2 separate regions of the Homo sapiens genome follow, and region 2 is linked to region 1. A link is a loop called in an ENCODE intact Hi-C map of the cell type or tissue named here. Cell type or tissue: GM12878. All regions are shown on one strand.

Evidence for each region. Peaks named below come from ENCODE experiments on the same cell type or tissue, not always from the same donor. Only the 100,000 strongest peaks of a DNase experiment are listed, where the experiment ranks them.
Region 2: it touches region 1 in a loop (2.5-fold over the local background); 2 of 110 quality-filtered maps call a loop at or near these places.

The regions. Positions count from the first base shown.
Region 1 is chr13:103,516,500-103,518,999 of GRCh38, reverse strand. No RefSeq gene overlaps it. Among named protein-coding and RNA genes, the nearest start is that of LINC01309, 93 kb to the right of the region's middle. In GM12878, no CTCF peak of the experiment used is centred here; a DNase peak (open chromatin) is centred at 1,339.
Region 2 is chr13:103,187,860-103,190,359 of GRCh38, reverse strand. No RefSeq gene overlaps it. Among named protein-coding and RNA genes, the nearest start is that of SLC10A2, 120 kb to the right of the region's middle. In GM12878, a CTCF peak has its summit at 1,469 (motif pointing left); no DNase peak of the experiment used is centred here.

The DNA.
Region 1 (2,500 bases):
TTGTCCCTGGTCACAGAGCCAGCAGAGCCTGGACTGGAACTTGATCTCCTTGTCTCGGGACTAATACTCTCCCTACTATGACCAGCTGCTGATGGGGGAATGTGAATGTGGAGGCATATTTCAAGCAAACTAATTTAATGCTTAGATTTGCAAAAGCAAAGCCTAGTTGAGATTGATAAAGAAAAAGACACAATGGGATTCTGAGTACGAGAGAAAGTAAGAAGACATGTATAAAATAGAGAAAAAATGGTGGAAAACCGAAAGGTTTAAACCCTCTTCCCAATATTAAATGTTGCGTCAACTTAGATGAAGGGCTTAACTTTTTGAAGAACTTCTGGTTATTCATCTTCAAAAGGGAAGTAATGATATAGATTCAGAAGGGTTTGATGGGAACATGAGAAAATAACTCACATGAAAATTGTCTTCTAATGATAATAAATATGTATACCTCTAAACGTGCACATATAAAGTTAAATAACGATGCGTTCTATATTTTTACTTCAATATTTGAACAGTTTTTGTTCAGTTGTATCTTATTTCTAATGTCTAAATATATAGGATTTTAAACTAGGCCTTCTGGAACCAATTTCTAGTTAATGAATGAATGATTTATACGAAAATTATTCTTTGATCTTTACTAAAATTTGGTCAATTTTCATGAGGTTCTGTGCGTACTTTGAAACAAATATTTGCTAACACTAGAGTGCACTAATTCTGTTATTTAAATCTGTGCTACACCCAGTTTATTTAACTGAAACAAAAATTACAGTGTTAAAAATCTCCTACAATGATGCCAAGTTTGCTCACTTCTCATACCATCACCAGCCTCAGCTCTAGTTTAATTCTGTGGATTAGTGCTTTCTCATTTTGAGAAATTTGAAGACTTCCTGTATATTCTTGCAGTTTTATATTTTATCTAGTATTATCTTGGTGTTTTGCACTAGATGGAATTTCTGGATTTTAAATCCACCAGATAAAACGAAAGTTAATATTCTGAATTTATTTTCTGTTCTGGTAATACATGATAGTTAAAAAACATGGCAAGCATGCTAGGCTGTACTAATTCAGCAAGCAGTATAAACCTAATCTTTTCCCCATTCCATTGTTGTTTGGTTCTCTGTTCCCTAGTCTGTCCTTTAGTGTCGCTTAACTAATCTCCATCTTCAAGCTGAACTCTGCTTGTGTCTACTTACTGATGCTAGGGAAGTCTGAAAGTGCTGCTTCCAAATTTGTCCTTTCAGAAAAGACTGTGTAGCCATACTTAGAAAGAATTCTCAGTGGCCTCCAGATACCCTGAACTGAAACCTTCCATTCTAACGAGAAGCATTAACATTTGGTGTAATCATTACATCCAATTTGGTGTAATCATTACCTTGTTTGGCTCAGAGGTTTCCCATGGGCAATCAAATGTAAACAGTGCTTTCTATAAATGACCTTTGTTTCTCACAACTGAGCCTCACACTGATGTTGAAATCCAGATTTCCTCTTTATTTATTTTTTTAATCTCCAAATGGGCTTAAGCAACAGAAGTAATGATGATGTCTACACATAAAGTGAAAGCCATTTACAACTTTGTTTTCTTAAACATCATCAATTTTGTAATATAAATATAAAAGAAATTACCTAGAGTTGAATATAAACCCCTAACACATTTTGTGTTCTTGTCATTTTCGTATGTCCATGCTGACACAGGTGTAGCTAGAGAAGAACTCCTATTGAAAGTAAAAGGCAGTATCTGCTCTGCAGCTGCAATAGCTGCTTATGGAATCTACAGTTTTGTTTGCTTGTTTCCCAGCTCATCACTTCACACATGGTACTTAAGTTTCTGACTGCAGGGTGAAATATACCAGCCATGACCCAGATTATTACCAGACGTTTTGAACATAAGAACAAAAACACAGGTCTTGTTTAAGCCCCTCTTAATTTGTTGTGTGCTGTTGCCATCACTAATACTCACAGGCAAACCTACTCCCAACTAGTATTTATTTATTTAATTTTTATTTTATTTATTTATTTATTTTGAGATAGTCTTGCTCTGTTGCCCAGGCTGGAGTGCAGTGGCTCAATCTCAGCTCACTGCAACCTCCACCTCCTGGGTTCAAGTGATTCTCCTGCCTCAGCCTCCCCAGTAGCTAGGACTATAGGCATTCGCCACCATGCCCAGCTAATTTTTGTATTTTTAGCAGAGACGGGGTTTCACGATGTTGGCCAGGCAGAGCTTGAACTCCTAACCTCAGTTGATCTGCCCACCTCGGCCTCCCAAAGTGCTGGAATTACAGGCGTAAGCCACCATGCCAGGCCCCAACTAGTATAGATGTAGGTACCAGGAAGTAGGGGGCTTACAAGTAGCAGGACTTAAACTAATAGCATTTGTTTGGTGGAATTAGTAGGGAGGGGTATTTCACAGTGTGGGCTAGCGTAACCTGAAAGCTTCTCATACCTTAACAAAACCTTGACAAAAGAAGTCCCTGCTGTTTCTTAGAAGGCAGATCACATTTCA
Region 2 (2,500 bases), 330 kb after region 1:
GGACAAAAGTAGACAATTGAGTTTCCACAAAAATCTAAGAAACCCCCACATGCACATAAACTACTCCTTTGCTTTGTCTGAATGTTCCCTGCCTGCTCTTAGAAGCTGCATAAGAAGTCAGGGATATTTACCATTACTCAATAAGCCAAGCACCTTTTTACCTAAATTGGATCTCCTAAGTTTCCATCCAAATGAAACAAGCACACTAAAAGAATTTGCTTCTGAAAGGAAGTTGAGTTTAATATTCCATTTTAGTGACTATGTAAATCATACAATGTCTTATAAACAAAGCAAGTTTATTCTCAAGAAAGAGATTATAAAATGTAACACCGTCTTTTGGGAAGCCATTTACCTGATTCAGACAACTTTAGCACAGTCTTTACATCATTGAACCTTAAATGTCTTCCCCTAAGTCTCTCAGTTTATGTTCAAACAGGCATCTGTTTTTCAAGTAACCAAGTAAACATAACCTGTTCATGTGGAAGCTATTGACTTCTGTAGCTAATAAGCATTACACAAACCAAGGAAAATGGTAAGGTTATGACAAATGGCATTCTGTTTCCTTTAAGATATGTTATGATATACCAAAATGATTGCCAATACCATACTTGACACACACAATTGAGGATTTTCCAAACATTTTTACTATATTTATTTATACCAAATGCATCATGTGGCATATTGATTTGATTGTATAGGCAATTTCCCCTACAAAAACTAGAGTCAAGGAAAAAACACTCCATCAAAATTACAGACTTAGGAAAGAGGAAAAACAAACATGGAAATACATTTGAAGTAGTAGTCTTTAAAAAATAAAATGTCCTGTATGAAACTCCAGGTTGGATATAGAAATTTGTTCTGGAAGAACTATATAGATGATGTCAGAGTGCCTGAACCATAACCAAAAAGTTCACAGCTAGGATCAATTATGAGTAATTGATTATCTCACTTGCATTGGTCAATGTGTGTGTGAGCTCATTATCAATGAAGTAAGTAGCGTGGTCTATGTCTCTAACAGACTAAAAGCAGCTCCTTAGGGCCACTTGAATGACTATGTGTGTGTGAACAAGTACAAGTGAAGGGTCTTATAAGATACCAAGCATTAACATGTCATGGTTTTGAGGGGGGTTGGTTTGGGGAGGTCTTTTGGGGGGTTATTCATGGAGGTTGGGCAACATGGCTGAGTTCTAGTCAGCGCTGGAGTGCTGACAAGACACTTTGGCCAAAGTGTCACATCCCATTCTCTTGGCCTTTCCCAAATTCATTTCTCTCTCCCAGAGAGATTCACTGAGCAGTTAAATATCATGCTTAATAGCCCTCTGACATAAGAAAGAGATTATATTTAATAGATTTGAATATCCTTTTTCCTATCACACTTAGCATTTCACAATTCGGGAACTTAATTTGTTTGCAAAGGTACAGAAAAAGAAAGTGATTTCTGGATTTCATATATAGTACTTTCTTGCCCCCTACTGGAAAATGTGAACCTGGCATACTAAGAATTCTAATTTTAAAGTGTTTTCCGATTGATCTTTCCTATAAGCCAGTTCACAAACCCACATATACTTCAAACAAGAATAAAATGTAGTAGGTGTAGAAGTTTAATACCATTAACTATGCATTTTATTAAAAAATAATGAACTTAAGAAATCCAATTTACTTTTAAAAATACCCTCAGGAGTACAAAAGTCAATTTTCCAATTGCATAGTGAAAGTAAATCCACCATATCAAGGTGAAAACTGGTACAATTCTTTGTAAATAGAGCTTAAGGGGAGCTTAACATTAAACTGGATTTGCAAAGATTATAAAGAAGTGTGTTTTCTGCTTTTTAAATATTATTCATGACTTCTTGAGCATCAAAAAAATAATTCCATTAGAAAGGGTATTTCAATATTAGCTTTATTTTTGAAGGTACACATGCAGTTTTTCTTGAGAAATATTTTTAACACAGAGAACCCGGGGCCCCTGGACCACTTTTTGATCATTTCTTCTGCAGCAGTGAGTTATGAACATGCTCTCACTGGAATGATGGCCACCACTATTTCTTGGATACACATTTTCGCTTTTGTGGTTCAAGGCCTCTACATTCTTTTATGCAAATCCAGCTAATCACGAATTGCAACCCATGCAATGATTAATGTTCTTTGACAACATTCTTTTGTCATCCGATTCCAGTGATTGTGAGGTCCATAGTCAGAATGACCAGCCCTCAAACAAAGAAGAGGCCATTCTTTGCGGGGCACACTGCTGGGATGTGCCTCTGGCTTCTCATGCCTCCTTCAGTCTCTGACACCCAGGAGGGAACTACTGCTGGACTGAAAGACTGAAAGAGCCTCTGAAAGAGGCTCTGTGGGGAACTTCTCCATCGTCAGCCACATGGAGCTTTTCACTCAGTGACCCGAATCATTCAAAGGACAGGCCACTTCCACGGTAAGGCAGGAACGCCTCACAAGGGCAGGCAGGCACACCCAATGAAGAGAAAGAGCTTCCCCTTTCTGG